2 separate regions of the Homo sapiens genome follow, and region 1 is linked to region 2. A link is a loop called in an ENCODE intact Hi-C map of the cell type or tissue named here. Cell type or tissue: ascending aorta. All regions are shown on one strand. Links, peaks and the distances in the headings refer to the core of each region. The heading gives the core; the rest is flanking DNA. Region 1 overlaps ITGA11 (integrin subunit alpha 11). Region 2 holds the start of LOC105370873 (a long non-coding RNA gene).

Evidence for each region. Peaks named below come from ENCODE experiments on the same cell type or tissue, not always from the same donor. Only the 100,000 strongest peaks of a DNase experiment are listed, where the experiment ranks them.
Region 1: it touches region 2 in a loop (1.8-fold over the local background); 2 of 110 quality-filtered maps call a loop at or near these places.

Annotation. Positions count from the first base shown.
Region 1 is chr15:68,345,550-68,355,771 of GRCh38, reverse strand. ITGA11 (integrin subunit alpha 11) reads left to right here. Exons shown (of 30, transcript NM_001004439.2): 8 at 4,370-4,514; 9 at 4,990-5,155; 10 at 6,872-6,942. Among named protein-coding and RNA genes, the nearest start is that of FEM1B, 73 kb to the right of the region's middle. In ascending aorta, for the core only: no CTCF peak of the experiment used is centred there; DNase peaks (open chromatin) are centred at 3,201 and 7,532; H3K27ac peaks cover 8,000 bases.
Region 2 is chr15:68,480,016-68,490,446 of GRCh38, reverse strand. It overlaps LOC105370873 (a long non-coding RNA gene), which reads left to right and starts at 2,760. Exons shown (of 4, transcript XR_932409.3): 1 at 2,760-3,247; 2 at 3,681-3,970; 3 at 5,347-5,620; 4 at 6,814-7,246. In ascending aorta, for the core only: no CTCF peak of the experiment used is centred there; DNase peaks (open chromatin) are centred at 2,666, 3,236, 5,166, 5,546 and 1 weaker place; H3K4me3 peaks cover 577 bases; H3K27ac peaks cover 5,644 bases.

The sequences.
Region 1 (10,222 bases), core at 1-8,000, 130 kb after region 2:
AAATCCACAAAGTAAGAGCTATTTAGGCCAGGTGCGGTGGCTCAGACCTGTAATCCCAGCAGTTTGGGAGGCTGAGGTGGGAGGATTGCTTGAGCCCATAAGTTTGAGACCAGCCTGGGCAGAAGCATGAGACCTCATCTCTACAAAAAATACAAAAATTAGCCAGGCATGGTGGTACATGCTTGTAGTCCCAACTATTCAGGAGGATGAGGTGGGAGGATCACTTGAGCCCAGGAGGCAGAGGCTGCGGTGAGCCAAGATCACACCACTGCACTCCACCTAGGCAACAGAGCCAGACCCTGTCTCAAAAAAAAAAGAAAAAAAGAAAAAAAGAACTATTTAGTAGTATTGTGAATTCGTAGGCTCAAAAGATTAAGACTTTTCCAACCTCATAACTCTTTATAATTAAGTCATTGCTCAACTAGCGTGTTTCTGTTTGCTGATAAAACTTGCTCAAGCTTTTCCTAAATGAGCATTTCTCCATGTGAAGGTGGCTGTCTTACTCATCCTCATAAGGAATGGGCCATTTTTCTGTTTTTGTTTTGCCTTCTTCGGGGTGAGACCCGAGACTCCCAGCAGGCCCTTGTGAAATGGCTTGGGTAAGGGAGGCAGCCCATAACCACCAGCTCTCACTTTCTCAGTGTGAAGCTAACTGACTCATACAGGGATAAAGCCCACTGTTTGGACCTCACTTTACAACCCACCAACCCCTGCTCAGTTATCCGTGTGTGACTCACCAGGTAGTTTGAACCATCAGTGACTCATGAGCACCGCTGAGGTTGCAATCTTCACCTCAAATTCTGATCTTCCCAAACTTCCAAATTCAAGTCCCAAACTACAGCTGGTGCCTTTTAAGGTGAAAGGTTTTCTGTCCTCACTCAGTTTATTCTTAATGCATGTTTTTTCCTATGCACCTATGAAAGGGCAAAGATCCAGGCCATGAACATGAGGGCTTATAAAGATGTCGGTAATCTGTGGGTCCTGGCCACTGATGGGAGGGCTGTGACAAGTGTTCACCCTAACCCTAACTCGGTGAGGATGAGAGAGGGAGGGGCCCCCATGGAGTGGCCAAGGAGAACTGCCAGGAGGAGGCGGCACTGGACCTGTCCTGGGAAGACCCTGGGATTCCAACAAAAAGAGGTGAACAGAAGACGTGCCACACAAGACATTCCACCCTGAGAACAGCAGAGGAGAGGGAAAGTCAAGGAACATTTGCATTCAGAGATGTGCTCCTTTTGACCACAGCAAGGGGTTCATGTTGGTGGGAAGTGAGCCATGTAAAGATGGTGGGAGTGATGATGTTGTAGTTAAAACCAGCATGGGTGGCCACTGCAGATTCTTGAGTACAGGAGTGTAATCATCAGATATGCACGTTAAAAAAAATGAGCCTGGCAGCTATGTACAGCAGGGAAGTGGAGAGGGCCCCTGAACAATGTGGTGTGATTCTACCTTTGTCCACATAACACTTTATTGAGCCTCTACTATGTGCCTCACACTATTTTAGGCACCAAGGCTAGATCAGTGAACAAAATAGGTACAAATACCGTGCCATCGTGAGCTGACATTCTAGAGAGAGGGGCAGACAATAAATAAATAAATAAATAACAGCATACTAGAAAGAGATGAAAGCTATGGGGAGAATGGAGTGTGGTAGCGGGAGTGGAGCAGGTGCAGAGGGCAGGTACAGAATCAGCATGCACAGGGTGGTGGGGAAAGGCTTCCCTGACGGATGACCTTTGATTGGAGATTTGAAAGGAGGTGAGGGAGTTGTTGGCAAGCAGATGGCTGGGAGGGAACAGCTCAGAGAAAGGCTTGGTGTGCCTGAGGCCTTCCAGACCATTGAAGAGTCCAGTGTGGGTGGGGGTGAGTGAGCAGGACCAGAGGCTAAGAGAGGAAACGGGCCAGATTTCAGAGGGCCTAGTGAGCTGTTGTCAGAATCTGGGCTTTCCCTGAGAGAAATAGGAACCTGTGCAGGTTTTGAGCAGAAAGGAGCTGTGACGGGGCCTAAATCTCCATGGGCCACTCTGGTTTCTAGGCCCATGGAGCCTGTTATGAGTATAAAGCTCTTGCTGCTCTCAAGGAATGTATAATCTAATTTACAAAGGAACAAATCCAAGTCCCTTTACCCAGTGCAGAATCCGAATTTAAAATCTGATGATTCATGCTGATATTCGCACGATTACAGATTCATATGACATTCACACTATTCCACTCTATGGAAATATGATCCTGACATTTTTCTTGGGTCCATATATAATAAAACCTGTTTTGCTCCTGCCATGCTTTTTTGCAGGGTGTTTTATTCCTGGGCCTGGCCCTTCCATGCAGTCATGGAAGCATCTAGAATCCCCTTGGAAAGAATAGCAGAGTTCTCCTGCTACTGGGTTGCGCTTGAGCTCGAAACCTGCTCTCGTCATGTGGCACGTGCCTCTGCAGGTTTCAGTCCACAGCACATACTAAAATTAGTGGGTTTTTTAAGGCAACATATCCAGCATATCGGAGAATTGCTAAGAGAATGGTGGATGTTTTTTCTCTTTGCTGGTAGTTTGAAGATGTTCTAAACTAATGTATTCCAGCTTTTGTAAATTCCTCAACTCCTAAATTGTATGCATCAGTTCCTCAGCGTGCTGCGTAAGAAGAGATACCTCTGATACCAAAGCCGTGTGGCTCTTTAACCTGTCACTACAGAGCTTAAATCTGTGGCCTGTCCTGCCTTGCTGTGGGTCAGACCCATGAGGAATAACCTCAGAGTCTAAGACTAACATTTATTTTTAGATCCTTATTGGCAGACTATAACTTCTGGGCCAGACTCCTCGGTGAGACCATGTCTATACCCCTCAGAACCTCATGGTCTAAAGGAGGGCCGGCCACAGGGACACCAAAAGCCAGTGGTGATTTGGGAGCCAGTTTTTCATGCTTTGTAGCCCAATGGCCTGTTACAAGAGCCTCTCTGCCAATTGACGGTCGAGGTGCCAGCCCTGCTGTCTCCTGGGCTGGATTGCCTGATAGGTGGGCTGAGCTCATGCTCTGGGCACTGAAAACAAAATAAAAAGTGAGAAAGAGAAATATTTGTCATGGAATTTGATATTTAATGTTTCCCAAAATAGAATCAAAGTAGTCCTTGTGAGGAAGTCAGAGCTCTGTCAGGCCTCATCGCACGCATTTTATGGGTTAGTGTTGTCTGGATGCTGAGTCACCCTGGCACATCCTGTTTTCAGTACTAAAGAAAGTGAGTCTCAACTCTGGATGCTCACCAGAACCTTATAAAATACTGATGCCAGCCCGGCACGGTGGCTCACAGCTGTAATCCCAGCACTTTGGGAGGCAGAGGCGGGCAGATCACTTGAGGCCAGGAGTTCGAGACCAGACTGGCCAACATGGCAAAACCCCGTCTCTATTAAAAATACAAAAATTAACCAAGCGTGGTGGCAGAGCTCTCTAATCCCAGCTACTTAGGAGACTGAGGCACGAGAATCGCTTGAACCCGGGAGGAAGAGGTTGCAGTGAGCTGAGATTGTGCCACCGCACTCCAGCCTGGGCAACAGAGGGAGACTCTGTCTCAATTAAAAAAAAAAAAAAAACTAATATCCAGGCCACCACCCCAGAGATTCCAATTTCAGGGGTCTGGCTGAGGCCTGGACATCAATGGTGTTTGTTTGTTTGTTTGTTTGGTTGTTTGTTTGTTTGTTTTGAGACAGTCTCACTCTGTCGCCCAGGCTGGAGTGCAATGGTGCGATCTTGGCTCACTGCAACCTCCGCCTCCCGGGTTCAAGCAATTCTCCTGCCTCAGCCTCCCGAGTAGTTGGGATTACAGGCGCATGCCAACACACCCGGCTAATTTTTGTATTTTTAGTAGAGGCAGGGTTTCGACATGTTAGTCAGGCTAGTCTCGAACTCCCAACCTCAGTTGATCTGCCCGCCTTCGGCTCCCACAGTGCTAGGACTACAGGCGTGAGCCACCGTGCCAGGCCAACAGTTTTTAAAGCCTCCCTCCGAGAGATGTCAGTGAGCAGCTGGGGTTGTGAACCACTGACTTAATGCCTCTAAAGGTTGCCACTTGCCCCTGAACTCCCCTCCCAGGTCCACCTCATCCCTTTGGCCTGTCCAAAACAGCAAGGTCAGGACTCCAAAGGGGCTTTTCAACATTTCATTTAAAAACAACAGATCTAAGAACCCTCTGAGCAGCTGGTGAAAGAGTAGCTCTGGCCATCTCAATCCAGCTACTTCTTTGGTTTGAGGTCCTGGCACCTGTTGGGTTGCCCAAGGAGGACTTGGTCCTGGTTTCTGTGGCTGCCCCTCTGCAGGAGCGTCAGGGGCTGCCCCAATCCCACTTACCTTTCATGACCCTGCCCCTGTGCTTGGCTTCCAGCTCAGAGGCTTTCCAGAAGGGTGGAAGGAAAGGAGCCAAGAAGGTGATGATTGTCATCACAGATGGGGAGTCCCACGACAGCCCAGACCTGGAGAAGGTGATCCAGCAAAGCGAAAGAGACAACGTAACAAGATATGCGGTGGCCGTAAGTCCTGGCCCGCCCAAGGGCTGCTGATGGCCTCTGAGAGGCTTTACCATCAAATCCCTGGGGACTCCAAGGGACTAGTTCCAGGCAGTATCACAAGTGTCCAGGCCCTCAAAAAAGCCTCCCATTTCATCTTCTGAACAACAAGTTGAGGATCTTTCTGCACTGCTCTGGCCTATCCACAAAAGCTACGGGTTGTGTTTCCCCCCATCCATTGCCAGGGAGGGTCTGGAACCTCAGAAAACTAGAATACACCTCCAAACCTCCCAGCTCCCAGACCCTAACTTAGCACAAGGGCTTTATCTTGCCCCTAAAAGAGAGTCCATTCCAAATGCAAATGGCATTGCGAGGAACTCTCATGGCTACCGGCCCTGGCTCCAGCCCACCCTGGGGTCCCCAGGGTCTAGGCCGTGTGGTGTATGGGAAAGTCTGTGCTATGTTCTGGTTTGTGGTTCCTGCCCCTGTTCCCTGGCAGGTCCTGGGCTACTACAACCGCAGGGGGATCAATCCAGAAACTTTTCTAAATGAAATCAAATACATCGCCAGTGACCCTGATGACAAGCACTTCTTCAATGTCACTGATGAGGCTGCCTTGAAGGACATTGTCGATGCCCTGGGGGACAGAATCTTCAGCCTGGAAGGTAAGCAATGCATGCTAAGAGGGGATCCACTCTCTCCTGGGCTTATGTCAGGTAAACCCCGTAGAGCACAAACCAATCCCACAAAACGAAATGGCTTAACAAGAGTCTTCCGTAATAATAAATGCCAGGCCAGGCATGGTGACTCACGCCTGTAACCCCAGCACTTTGGGAGGCCAAGGTGAGCGAATTGCTTCAGTTCAGGAGTTCAAGACCAGTTTGGTCAGCAAGGCAAAACCTCGTCTCTTTAAAAAAAAAATTACAAAAATTAGCTAGGTGTGGTGGTACATGCCTGTAGTCCTAGCTACTTAGGAAGCTGAGGTGGGAGGATCGCTTGAGCCTGGGAGGTTGAGGTTGCAGTGAGCTGATATCATGCCACTGCACTCCAGCCGGGGCAACAGAGCCAGACCCTGTCCCCAAAAATAAATAAATCATAAATGCCAACAATTGAGTATTACTCCGTGCCGGACGTGAGGCTGTGCGTTTTATGAACAATGCTGAAAGGTTGCTTTGCTAATGTTCTCATTTTTATCGCTGGGAAAACTGAAACTCAACGGAGTTGAGTGACCTGCCAAAGTTCTCACAGCTTGGGAGCATGGTGGGCTTTGAACTAGGGTTGCCAAATTTCGCAAAAATAAGATACAGTGGGTGTGGCAGGCTTAGGTTAAAACTTATTTGTTCTCTGAAATTCAGTTTTAATTGGGCATCCTATATTGCATCAGGCAACCCTAGCTTGTGCCTAGCAGAGTCTGACTCCGTATTCTGAAACCCTTAATCCCTATATGCCAACTGCTTCCACTCCACCAAAAGCATTTTTTATTTTGGGCAGAGTCCTTCAGATTGCCTCTCTCCTTGTGATTTAAGCTCCATTTCTGATTTGCATAAATTTCATTTCCACCATAAATTGCTACAGTGGGCCCTTCCAATATCGGGCTTTGGGCATATGGGAGGATTATAAAAGGAAATAGAAGGCAGTATAAAGCCTGAGAAGTCTGCAGTGCATTGGAAATGACAAGCCACAGACACACGAAGAGACTAAAATGGCCCTCGTAAACAAGGGCAGATGAATATAAAGTCTGAACGTGAGCTTTGACACCCACTCCAGAACTCAAATATCCAAATCTGTATTTCTCCTCAAAATGGTCGCCTTGAGTGATGAGAACATTCGATCCAATGATGTGTTCAGGGAGTCCCTCTGTGGGGAGAGGCTTTCAGCACTCATGGGATTTCTTACGCAAATCTGCAGTGGTGACAGACCTCCCTCTGAGGGTGGATTTGATGTTTGAGTTCCATCCAAAGACATCTGGAACCAAAGCTAGTGAATAAAAGGAATGAACAAAGTGGGAAATTCCATTTCTGGCCAAAAACGTACACTATTTCTGTGCACTTTTGCTTACTTTCCCTCCAGTTTTAGCAGTCTCATAGTATACATGCCCTGTAATATAAGTTGTCCCGAGCCCTTTTCAGAAGTAAGTGGGCTACCAGTAACAACCCACATGGGCACCTGGAAGGTGTGTGGTGCCCCCCACTGCACAGGGTGCTGGGGAGGGCTGAGGAGGCTGGCACACTACTGGCCTCAGCTTCAGAGCCCCCCCTCGAAAGAGAGCCCCACCTCCTGACGATGCCCCCAGGAAGCAGGAGCTGTGGGTTGGGCAGCAGATCTGTCTGGCGCTAAGGGATTGGGCATGGAGCTGACATCTCTCTGTCACTCTGTTGCAGGCACCAACAAGAACGAGACCTCCTTTGGGCTGGAGATGTCACAGACGGGCTTTTCCTCGCACGTGGTGGAGGTATGTGGTGGAGGTACGGGCACAGAGCCCAGCCTCTGTCTCTCGAGGGCATGCTCTTCCCCTTTCTAGCTCTCTGGATCTGTCATCCACCTTCACAGATGGGTTGGCTCTTCTCCTCACTTTCTCTCTTTCTTGGGGTCTCTCTGCCTCCCATCTTCTGTGGGCTGGAAGAGGGGAGTCGAGGTCTTCCACCTATTTATGTTGTCTTAAGCCACCAGACAATGAGTAAACACCCAGGTGATCCTTCCCACAAATAACGTACAATCTGTAGGACAGCAGAGAAATAGCCACAGTTCATTTGCTCTTTAGAAGCGAATGGACTACAGACAATAATCCCATAATTTCACCTGTGAGGCGCGGGGTGTGCCTTCCCATTCAGTCCACAGAGCCTTGTGCAAAATCTAGGGCAGGTGGCAAAGCCAATGGCACGTGCTTTGGATAGCTCCAGTGCCCAAGGCGGCCTGCACATGCCAGGCCCCATGTCAATGTTGGGAGGGTATCCAGATGTTCCAGCTGTGCTCTGGCAGGTGACTCATAGGCCCCCCCCACTGTGTGGGTGCTGCATCAGATTGCAGAGGTCCTGGGGTGGGGCTGGCCCACAGAGGGAGGGGTGTGGTGTCACAAGCAACATGTGACATCTGGGGCTCTGCATCACTCCCCCGCTGTGTGCTTCACCTGGTGCTGGTTCATAAGGAGGGGCTGGAGCCTCCCAGGACTGCAAGGGGGACAGAAGAGTCGATGTCTGTGAATATGCTTAATGTACTGTAAAGTCCTGCCCAGGATTGTCATGTGGGAAAACGTACCGACTGCATCTGTCAGTATCGATACGTGCTCCTGTGGGTGTGCTTTGCACAGACAGGTGTCCCAGGTGCATGTGTGTGCAAGTGTGTGTGTGTGTGTGTGTGTGTATGTGTGTTCTGCCTGGGCTGGCACCATGAGAGTGTACTTATTCCTCCTAATTTACCAGAGAAGGCCCATTAGTGCATCCTAGTTATATGTCACTGTCATCCTGTTGCCCTCTCCTAACTCCTCTGTGAGGTGGATAGGGCAGGACTCCTTGTTCCTAGTTTACACATAAAGAATTCAAGGCATGAGAAGGTTAAGTGACCTGCTGGAGTAAAATTCTTCAGAAAAAATATTAGTCTCGTGCTCTTTCCTCTACACCAAGCAGCTGCTCCGTGAGAGGGAATCTCCGGGGGTCTGAGTCAGAACTTCCAAACTGGAGGGGAGGGGGACATGTGCGTGACATGCAGCCGGCAGATGGACGGAAATGCCACTCACACTCAGACTTTTCTGAGCTGCATCTGGACAGTTTCATGCCCACTGTCTTGAATAACAGCAAGATGTAAATATAGCTGCCCTATCCTAATAACAGCCCTGTTACATGTGCACAGCGGTTTAAACTTCTCCAGGAAATTCCTGCACCTCATTTCACACCAGAACAGCCCTACAAGGTTGGCAGGTGATGATAGTTATCCCATTTTAGGTGGTTGGATCAGCCACTCTTTTCAGTGCCTTCTCTGTGCTGGGTCCTGAGCCTGATGCCAGGAGAATCAGAGGCGGGAGCCCTGCCCTCAAGGAGCTCAGAGTCTGAGGGTAAAGAGCCCAGCACAGCGAGGTGAGAGCATCCATTCATGTGGGGGCCAGCAGAGTCATGTGCTCTGGCAGGACCAGCCCTGGTCTCCAGACTCTGACGTCAGAGCTGATTAGAAAACGCAACAAGGAAATGCAATTTAATTAAATCTACATGCATTTGTCAAGTGCCACTAAAGTGCTGAAAGGACCCGGAAATGATTCTTGCCACCAGGAGTCAACTTGTAAACAATCCTGAACGGCAGTTCTTAGCTTTGAGAGTAGGATGAAAGAAACTATAGATGCCTTCTAGGTAAAAGTGTACAATACCTGGAGGCCCCCCTCATCCGAAGATCCCCTGTGAAGACCCCCTGCTCAATGCAGGGGATAGGGGGAGACATGCACATGTCTAATGTTAACCAAAGCAACGTGATCAAGGTAGTATAGAAGGAAGGGCCTCCACTAAAAGAAGGGGTGGTCAGGGAAAGATCCGGAGAGGGCTTGGCACTCGAGCTGCCCCTAAAGGACACGGATTTCAGCAGTCCTGGGTGGCAGTAAGCAGGAGAACAGAGAGCATTATGGACACACACTGGGTGACATCCTGGCACAGCTCAGAGGTCAGCCCTGGTGTTGGGGACAGAAGAGAAAATGAATGTCCCAATGTTTCCTTTGTCCATTCACAGCCATTTTTTGAGTATCTTCATGTGTGTCAGACTCTGTACCAGGTACATTAAAGAAACATTTCAGCTGACAGCCATTCATAGCCTAGCTGGGGAGAAAGACTCTTAAATAATCAGCTCACTGTCCTGCTTCTAAAATCATGATCTGTGTCTGCCTAGGAATCGGGGAATCTAAAAAGAGGAGGACATTAAAATGGGCTTCAGGGACTCAGGGAAGCTTGAGCTGAGCCTTGAAAATGGCTCCAGCAGTTCAGTGTTGAGCAAGGTGAGTCCTTGCAGGATCAACAGGTTCCCCAGCTTCCAGAGTGAGGAGACCCAGGAGCTCACAGCCTCAGCACAAGACTTCGGTCACGTCAAGGTCATGACTGCCATGTGCAGCCCCTTCCACATATGCTCAACTTCTCTGTTCCCCAGGCAGAGGGATGCAGCTTGCCTCTCCCATATACCCTAGTTCTTCCATCACCCCGACACAGGGACCTAGCTTGACTCTTCCTCATACCCTAGTTCTTCCATCACCCCTGATATTTTCATCTAATTTGACTTTAAGAGAGACAACGATCGCATTTGAATCTGAGACTCTTTAGTATTAAAAACAAAAACAAAAACAAAAACCTTTCAAATGCACAGGAATGGTGCAAGCATGATGGGCTGGCTGGCTCTGTGACCGGGCACTGGGGGCTATTTTAGAGCACAGACGTCTTTCAGTGCCAGGCCGCTGATGCCATCATGAATGGCCACAGCCATCCTGTCCCCAGGAGTCCAACTCCTCAGCTCTCAGGGTCAGTTAGGCCTCTCTGGGGATCAGGGCTATTGGGTCCAGCCTTTCCACTTTGCCCTGAGCATGTCTGTCTCCCAGGCAAGCCCCCAGGCTTCCTCCCTGCCAGAAGCGCCACAGATGGTCTCAAACAGCTGCTGCCTGAAGAGATACTGAAGGAGCCTGAGGGGCTTCCCCGGGCCTGTTTAGTTCTGGTAGAAGGAGAGATCCCTAGTAGAATGTTCTCAGATGGCAGAAGAAAGGCCCGGCTCCT
Region 2 (10,431 bases), core at 1,313-9,312:
TAATAATTCTAATGTTCGCAGCAGAAAGAAAAGATAAATGTTTAAGGTGATGGATATCTCAATTACCCTGATTTGATCTTTACACATTATATGAATGTATCAAATTATCTCATGTACCCCAAAAACATGTACAAATATTATGTCTCAATTTAAAAATTTTTAATTGAAAAAATGGTATAGTTATATTACTGTCATAGTTATTATTTTTGATTCTACCTCAGCCCCTCTGTGCAGAGGCTGGCACATAAAACGCAATCAGAAATTGAATTTGGGTGGGTGCTGTCACTCACACCTGTAAACCCAGCACTTTTGGAAGTTGAGGCAGAAGGGTTCCTTGAGCCCAGGAGTTTGAGACCTTCCTGGGCAATATAGCGAGACCCCATCTCTTAAAAAAAATTGCATGATGACGTGAGCTTGTAGTCCCAGCTACTGGAATGCTGAGGTGGGATGATCCCTGGAGCCCAGGAAGTCGAGGCTGCAGTGAGTTAGAGTTCTGATCGTGCCACTGCACCCCAGCCTGGGTGACAGAATGAGACCTCATCTCTAAAAAATAAGTTGAAGAAAAGAATTGAATTTTATTTAAAAGCTCCATCATTCCACAAAGGCTTTTAGTATTTATAGAGAAGACCCACCAAAGGAAAGGGCAATGCTGAACCCGGTGGAATAAATCACAAATGGTGGAATTTCAGGCAGCAGCAGAAGAGGTATTTGGGGAAAAAACATTTCCTGTCTGTGCTCCTAGAGTCATACCCGTCTGCATCCAACCATGAATCCTGGCCACAGAGTCCTTCAGCACAGCTACCCTGGCCCTAGAGAATCCTAACCATCTCCACAACAATGCTGCTGGAACCGATTCCCATAATCACAGTGTGAACAATTGTCTCTGGGGCAAAATTACCCAGACAATACAGAAGTCAGCTTTGGAGACTGACACACAGGCTCTGTTTGGGCAGAGAGGACCAGCAGGGTTTCCAGTCACAAAGGCACACTGTTGTCATATTAGTCATCAGATGTCAGTGAGAAAGAGGCCCTTGGACATCACCTTGGTGGACAGATGAGGAAACTGAGGCCCGTAGAGTAAAAGGGCATTGCCCAGCCTCAGTCACCATCCATCAGTTCATTTGTTTGTTAATCCATTCATTCCATAAACATTTGGCGAACATATTCTCTGAACCAGATCCCATGCCACTGGGGACAAAATGATGAATGTGATTCCACAGTTTAAAAAACAGCCCAGGCTTAGTGGTGTGGAGACGTCTCCAAGATTCCTTTCAGGCAAGCTCCCCCTGCCTTGTGGGTAGAGTGACTTAGTTTGCTGTGGGAGGCGCATGAATGATTCTGGTCAATATGCTATGGAGCCGGAAGCTCCCAGCAGGTGCCATTCCTTCCAGTTAAAGCTTTGACTCCTCATCAGTCACCGGTCCAACAATTCTCCTTGCTACCCCTAATCCATTCTCTGCCCTTCCATGTGCCCTGTGTCAATTGTATTCACCCCTAGAACCCTAGCATCTAGAACAGTGCCAGCACATGGGAGGTGATATGGTTTGGCTCTGTGTCCCTACCCATATCTCATCTTGTAACTCCCATAATTCCCACGTTATGTGGGAGGGACCTGGTGGGAGATGACTGAATCATGGGGGCAGGTCTTTCCCATGCTGTTCTTGTGACAGTGAATGGGTCTTAAGAGATCTGATGGTTTTAAAAATGGGAGTTTCTCTGTACAAGCTCTCTCTTTGCCTGCTGCCATCTGTGTTAAGACGTGACTTGCTCCCCCTTGCCTTCTGCCATGATTGTGAGGCTTCCCCAGCCACGTGGAATTTTAAGTCCATTAAACCTCTTTCTTTTGCAAATTGCCCAGTCTCAGGTATGTCTTTATCAGCAGCATGAGAACGGACTAATACAGGAGGTGCTCCGTAAATATTTGCCAAACTAATGGAAATGCTATGTAAACTCAAAAGCACAATACAAGTACTAGAACCAGTACCAATGTGTTTGGAAACATTGCATGTGGTTGTGTTCAGTCAGTGTAGCTACTGGGGGGGCTTGGGTTCAAATCTCAGCCCAGCTTCTGACTAAACAACTAGCCAGGTGACTTAGGGAAAGTCACTTCCGTTCTGCAAGCCTCAGTTTCCTCCTCTGCCTCATAAGGTTAAATGAGATCATGCTTCATAAAACACCTGGTTCTTTGTGTATCTGTCACACAAGGGATAACCAATATGACTATTTGGTTACATTTGGCTTTTGTTGCTTAGTTTATTCTTACATAGATGGGCAGCTGGATGTTAGGGAAAAACAGGGACAGGAAAGAGACTCCATCCAGTGGCTCTCTGAAGATTCACCCTTGTTATCAGTCACTTGGGATTCTGTTATCAGAATTTGGGATTGCTTGTTATCACAGCATTACCTAGTCTACCCTGACTAATACAAGGGCACTTTGAGAATCTGATGGAAGCTCAGGCCACAAGAAAACTGCACATTCATGCAAAATTCAGAACCTTTCAATTTTAATGTCTTGAGATTTCGTTGTGTTTCTAAGATCCTTGATGTCCCACAGCCTCCTCTTCTCAGCCTTGGAATCTGAGGCACCTGGGTTGTAAGTGATGCTATGTCAGTGTTCACAAAGGCTCACAAGTCTGCGAAGTGGCCAAGATGAGCTGACCCTGTCACCATGGAGCAAGGCCTATGTGTGCAAATGAGTCATGAGCTGAGAGGAAAGAGCTTGAGCCTGAGCTTTTTTTTTTCTTTTCTTTTCTTTTCTTTTTATGATGATTGCTTGAGCCTGAGCTTGTTTGCCAGATGCTTTCACTAGCCCAAGCTTGTTTTGTGGATGCTTTCTGCTGCCAGCTACTTTGTAGTCCCTCCTGTGTGACAGCATCTTGCCATCAACGGGCTGCAGAAGAAGGGGTGCTTGTTGCTATTGTGAGCAAACACTGCATAAACAATCAGCTCACATGTGTGTCCCAGAGCGTATGACCAATGACCTGGAGAACTCTCAGGCTGTGGGGTGGAGAGAAGGCCATTCTGAGGTCAACTGAAACCTCACTTGAGGGGCAGTTCCGTAGATGGGAATGAGGAGAGAGTCATGGCCACAGCCACCTGGCCAAGGAGAGAGGCCATAACTGCCAGACAGAACCAAGGATGGAGGGACTTCAGCAGCACGAACAATCCACACTCAGCATGGGTCACTCTCTGGGACACACATTTCCCTCTGGCTGAAAGGCTGAGCTGCTCCAGGGCCAACTGTGAGGTCAGACAGCTGCCCAGGGATGTCTCCAGCCACTCAAGGGTGTGTACTCCAGAGCAGAGAAGGGTGGGATGGGGGCAGGGGAAAGAAGGACCCTGGCCTGGGTGTCAGGCCTCCTGGTTCAAATCCCAGACTCATCACCAGCCTCCTGGGGAACCTGGGGCCATGTTACCCCTCTCTGAGCACCTCCCTATCTGGGCCCCTGAAGGGGCTCTGCCCCAGTTTTGAGGGGTAGAGGACCCCTCTTCCAGGCTCAGGGTCAGAGCTGGCTTCTCCAGAGTTGGCAAGTTGGCAAAGTTGGCAAGTGGCTGGGGCTTAACCACCTCTTCCTATCAGAGGCTCATGGCTCTGTCCCTGGGCAGGGGCCACTCTCTGCACTCCAGAAGCCTGCCTACTCCCCAGTATCTTCCCCACTGGTTATTATTATTCAATGCAGGAAGAAGAGACCACTCACCTGTAATTTCAACAGCAACAAAAGACCTGAGGTTCCACCATCAGAACTTCACGCCCTAAGGAAGATGCAGCATTTCCTGTAAAATGCAAGTGCTCCCAGGCAGAGGTAGCTCCCGAAGCCATGATCAGTTATGTATACCTTAGTGGCAGCTGATTAACAGACTCTTCCCCAGAGCCAGCTGACAGGAAGCACATCGGGGTAAAAGGGAAGATGAAAACTTGGGTGCCTGGAGGAAGGGAACAAATGCGAGCAGGAGCATGGTAATAACATAGGTAAAATAGCAGACGTTTATACATTACACCTGTGTGCCAGGCACTGTTGTAAGTACTGGATAGATAGACAGATAAGTGGATAGATAGAGAGCTAGAGCTAGAGAGAGAGAGTGAGAGAGAGAGAGAGATTTATTCTGGCAATAGTACAATGCCATGGGTGTTGTTATCATCACCATTTTACAAATCAGGAAACGGAGGCCCAGAAAGTTCACATGTGCTGGTCTTTGCCCTCCAGACCCACCCTCCACCTTTCTCCTCCCTGCTCTGTGTCCTGAGGGCTGATCTCTGCCCTCAACTTTACCCACTGCCTTGTCCTCTGGCTTCTAGTTGGACTCAGCCCACAGGGGCATTGGCAGGAGTACAGGGGGTCAGAGTATTTGCCCAGCTTCCTTCCTACCAGCCTTGGTTTTAGCAGAGCTGCTTTCCTCTTCCCCTGGCCACAGGTCCCACCCTCGGCCCCTCTCCCAGGGCTCTAGCTGCCACCACTTTCTTCACATGCCCCTTGCCCTTGCTCCTGACCCCTCCAGTCCCAGAGGTTGCACAGCCTTCTGGGGCTGCCCCGTGCTTTGTGGGTTCTGCACACACCTCTGTAAACAGCCCCTCCTGCAAACTCTGCTCAAACATCCATCTCCTGTGGGACCCTGCTCAACATCACTCATCTGGTAAGAGCTAGAGGCGGAATTCAAACCCTGGCCGTCCAGCTGCAGGCTGCCAAGAGCCTCTCAGCCACTATGCCCGTGCCCCTCATCAGTAAGTGTTGGCAACTCCTGAGCCTGCTGTGCATCAGGGTCTCTGTGCATTGCTCTATGGAATGGGATCCCACAGGACTTGGGTCCTGAGGTCAGTGTTTATGAGGGAACGTGGCATTTGTGACTTTACATGACAGTTGCGCTCAGCAGGGTGGACTCACCTGATGCTCACAGGCCTGAAACTGACAGAGGGTCTGGAATATTCCTGCCATTTGTCTTGTCCTCAGTCCTGACTGAGTGTTCTTTGAGCACTCAGCCATATTTGAGCACAACAGCCATGTCAAAGATGAAAATCAGTCCAGGCTCTTTGCTTTGCCAAGGGGGAAACTGAGGCCCAAAGAGGGGTGTAGTTTGGGCCAGGTCTCCTGGCTCCATATGCCAGAGGAGGCATACAGCTCTGAGCAGGAAGGATGACTGTTTCCATAGGAGAGCGCCAAACGCAAGGTTGGCAGGAGGGGTCGGAGCTCGGCGTCCTCACCACCACTGACATTCCAAGGCTCCTCCGTTGAAAGCTTTATTTGGAGCCTAAAAGCTGGTAATTGGGAGAAGTCAGTGTGACTCATATACCAACACTGTTTTTGTTTTTCCTTTCTTAAAATTCTCAACTACTGGCTATTTTTATTTCAGAGCCAGAATTGATTTCGTGGCTTTCTTTCTCCTCTTCTGGGATTTTGTGCCCTATTGCCACAGAAACCCTGGGCCCCTTCCCCAGCTGTCATGAAGGTGCCTGAGTGATGGTCAGAGAGATGACCGGAGGGGCCCACCCGGCCACCGCAGCAGCAGCAGCCAAGGCGGGACTAAGCCTCCACACCCCACATCTCAGTCGTGGCCAGCCCGGGATGCCTGCCTCTCCTGCCCTGTGGTGTTGCTGTCCTCATATGACCCTTCAGTCCCCCGACATGTGAGTCTCCTGGGGACTCAGACCTGCAGCTCCTCACTCAGTCCCTGCCTTGGCACCCCTCCCACCAAAAAGTCTTCTCCACAGGCCCTGGCTTGCTGCCCTCCCCCCAGACATCCCCTGGTCTCCCCCAGCCTCCCCACCTCTAAACTCATCATTTGTGCTCTTCCTCCACATGGCTACCAAAGTCATCTTTCATTTTTAATTTGTATTTAACCAAAATAACATATAAGCACATTATTTTCAAAAATAGTGCTACAAATTCAGGAATGCAAACTAGGAATATAAATAAACTTTCTTTTTTCTCTGTTGCTCTCCTTCCTTCCTTCCTTTCCTTCCTTCCTTCCTCCCTCTCTCTCTTTCTTCCTGTCTCTCTTCTTCTCTCTTTCTCTCTCTCTTTCTTTCTCTCTTTCTTCCTTTTCCTTTCTTTCTTTCTTTCTCTTTCTTTCTTTCCTTCCTTCCTTCATTCCTTCCTCCCTTCCTTCTCTTTCTTTCTTTCCTCCTTTCTTCTTTCTCTCTCTCTTTCTTTTATTCTTTCTTTATTCAAAGTCTTGCTCTGTTGCCCAGGCTAGAGTGCATTGATAAAATCAGAGCTCACTGTAGCATTGATTTCCTGGACTCAAGTGATCCTCCTGCCTCAGCCTTCCTAGAAGCTGGGACCACAGGAGTGTGCCACCATGCCTGGCTAATTTAAAAAAATTTTTTAGAGATGGGGTCTCACTATATTGTCCAGGCTGGTCTTGAACTCCTAGGCTCAAGCAATCCTTCCACCTTGGCCTCCCAAAGTGCTGAGATTACAGGCATGAGCCATCACACCCAGCCAGAAATAAACTTTATTAAGCTGATAAAAGGGTACCTACAAAAATCCTACCGCAGATGTGATACTTGGAGTACCATGTGGAACACTTTCCCTCTGAAATCAAGAATGAGACCAGCATGGTTGCACTGCCACTTTTATTCATCACTGCACAGCAGGTCTTAATCAGTGACATAAACAAGAACAGACAAAAAGATATGCAGGGGCCAGAACACATTTTCTAAATTCCTAATATTGTAAAAACATTTTTAATTATTTTATTGCTTAAAAAATAATATAAACTACCTCAAATCCTTAGAAGGAGCAAGGTAGATGTGGAAATTAAAGATGCCACCAATTATTTGCTACTGCTCTGGGTCAAATTCCTCTCTTCTTGCAGCTGGACAGGCTTTAGGGACCTGCTTGAGCAGAACATGGTAGAAGTGATGGACTGGGGCTTCTGAGGCTAAGCCATAAGAAGCCTTGAGAATTTCACCTGGCCCTCACTGTCTCTGGGAGCCCTGAGCCATGATAGAAGAAGTCCTTCCTATATTGAATGTCCTTGAGACCTCCAGTACTGGAAAGGGCATTTGTAGATGCTCAGACCAACAGTCCAAACTGAGCCCAGTCTGCCAACTTGCCCTGCCAAGGTGTCAGATGCATATGTGAATGAGACCATCCTAGACCTGCTGATAGCCCATCACCCGGCTGACTGCTACTGAGTAACCTCTGCCAACTTCACGCCGAACACAGAACTGCTGATTTGAACTCTGCCTGAATTTCTTGGCCCACAGAACAATGAGATATAATTAAAAGGCAATGGTTCAAGCCACTATGTTTTGTAATTTGTTTTACAACAAAAGATAATCAGAATATAGCTGTAACAAATAGTGAGTACCAAACTTCTACGTAAAGATATACATGGATATTTTCTTCTATTTTTTTTTTCTATTTTAATTGGTTTTAGAGCTGGGGTCTCACTCTTTGGCTAGAGTGCAGTGGAGTAATCACAGCTCACTGAAACCTCGAACTCCTGGGCTTAATCAATCCTCCCACTTCAGCCTCCTGAGTAGCTGAGACTAGTCATAAGCCACCATACCTGGCTGATATCTTCTCTTTTACGAAAATTCATGAAAAACTGTCATCTCCTGCCTCCATCATTGGTTCCTTCCCTAATGGCACCAACTTTCAATTCTTTTAGCTCTTTCTTCTGGTTTCGATTTCCAAGTTTTTAAAAATAAATATGTATGTATTTATAATGTTATTACTTGAATTGCTTGTTTTTACAGAATCTCTTAACCTCCTGTCCTGGTAGTCTGGGATTTAACACTTTACCTGTGACTCTCCCACTTTCTTTATTCCCATATTTCCAAAAGCACACATTTTAATTAAATCAGTAAGCACATTTCCGTTACTATGTGTAGAAATGGTTCCAGATGGGTCAAATAGTGACTATGTTTATTTCCTGTGGCATTTAACCCTTTCTTCCGCGCTGGCATTCACCCCTTAGACCTGGCCCTCAGGATTCCTGCATGGCTCCTACGCTGGCCCTCCTCTGACTGCATCTTTCCAGAGAGATTGAGGTGCTCCCAGGCCCAAAGGGATGTCCCTACCTGGGGCCCCCACCCCTCCCCTCTGGCCACACTTCCAGTTCCTGGGACTCCCAAATTCCCTGGTCAAATGTCCACAAGCCCATTTCCAGAGAGTTCTCTCCAGAACCACTCCTCCTAAAGAGGGCACATATCCCTGGGCCCTAAAGGAGGCCAAGAGGTGGGTGCTTTCTGGAGGGGTGTGGACAGACTGGAACATGAAAGCCGACATGTCCCCATGCATGTGCACCAGGACCCTCAGGAGGCAAGAAATGGAGATCGGCCTCTCCAGGGGCCTGCCCTTGGTCTTGTGCTGGGCTAGCATTAGACCGAACGGCTATCCCCCCGGTCCCCCACCAGCCTCCATTGATTGGGTTTTCTAAATTCCCACAGCCATTTCTCCACAGTGTTCCAGATATATCTGTCAAATGTCTAGCAACAATTGCACCAATACCTCAAACCATCTCATCCATCCATTCTATTTCCCCCTTTTGTGTAAAAAAAACTAAAGAAGAAACACCCAACAGCCACTGGGTGCCAGGCAGTGTGCCCAGTGCTGGAGCACGTGTGATGCATAAGGTCGGCTCCTGTCCTCTGGAAGCTTGCAATCTGGTGAGAGGGCAACATGAAGCCTGAGGTTATCTCCTGAATGCTACTCTTATAGGATTTTCCTTAGTTCAGCTAAAGACGGGGTTCTTTGTCCCATGGCCATGAAAATTCAGGCTTGCAGACAATTTGGTGAGTAAGACAGGGTTTTATTGGGTGAAAAGGAAGAAAAGGGGGAAACAAGGACTCTCACTAGACCAGAGCCCCTTGCTGGAGCGCTTCCTGCAGGCAGCTTGGATCCCAGATTCCACACAGGAAAAGGAGGGGCCAGGCTCCTCCCCGCTGCAAACGGTGCAAACTTCCTGAGGCTCTACCCCAGTGCTGGAGTTTCTTTGGGGACCCCTTCCCACCTGGCTGTCTCACCACCTACACAGGTCCAGGCTCCCAGGGTGGCTGGGGGGACCCAGATACATAGAGAAAGACAGGCAGAAGGGGACACAGGGTGGGATGTTTTCATCTTGGGAATCCATAAACTTCTTACTGTAAAATTTCTTCAAACAAATTGAATGGGAAAAACATAAAACCAATAAGGGAGATAAAAGCAAGCTGTTTATGGAACCCTATAAACAGGGGTGGCTCAGAACACAATTTGAAAATCACTTTTCCAGGCCATTATACCAAGGTGTTTATAGCCATGTCACCTTTTTTGCAACTATAAGCACCAAATAAGAATGTGCTTGTTGCTTCTTGCTCCATACATGAGTTGAAATTAAGGCAAGGCTTCATTTAGCCAGGGGGACAGAGGTTCTCTACCCCTACCTTAACTCAAAGCAGTAAATGGCTAATAGCAGGTGCAAGGGGTTAGCACCACTCTGGGGGGTATTTGATCAGGGGAGTGGGCTTCTGTGTTCCTCCAATTGTATCATGAAGACAACCACCCACACCAAAAAGCACCAGGCAACTCTGTCTGGTACCCACTTCTCCATCCTTTCCTCCATTCACTCACTCAACTCATACATTTGGGGAGCACAAGTTTGTCAAGGTTCTCTGTTAGGCGTTTGGGACTACTGCAGTGAACCAGATACCCACCCTAGGGTCAGTAAAGAAGATAAGGCCTGTGTCACAAGAGAGGTACTGGTCGAGTGTTACAGGAGCTCAGAGGTGGAAGAAATCCCTGCCAGCGGAAGGAATGAGGGAAGGATCCCTGTGGGAGATGGCACTGAAGCTAAGCGTTGAAGGCTAGTGAGACCTGGACATGGGGAATCAGAAGTCTTTTTCAGGTCAAGACCCTGGTTGGGAAGACCAAGTTTCCTTTCTGCCAGAGCACAGTGGGAATGGAGGGGGTGGAGCACTGGTGAAATACATCCCCTCAAAGCTGCCCTGAACCCAGACCCAACTGGACAACCCCTGGCTCGTATGTGTGCCTGTGTCACCTGGGGCCATTTTCCAGCATTTGCCTGTGTACAACCTGTCCGGTCAACTCAAGTGAGAGCACCCCAAGGACCAGGACTATTTCATCTTCCGTGAAGACAAGTCACTGCATGGAGGTGGAGCATAATAAATGCTTGCTTGCTTGTTTCTTCGTTCATGCAACAGATGTTTATTGGGCACCTACTATGTATCAGCCTCCATTCTAAGCACTGGAATAGAGCAAGGAACAAAGAGATATTGCCCTGCCCTTGTGGCACTGACATGTCAGTGAAAGCTGCAGGCACAGGCTCTTTCCCGGCTGGCTAGACAGTTGATCTCCAACTCACCCTGAAGACTGAGAAAAACAAGCGTTCTCATCTCAGCTCCCTGCTTAGCTGTGTGACTCAGGGAAAGCTCTGTTATGCCTCTGAGTTTGTATCCTTGTTTATGAAAACAAGGCATTCATGATCGCA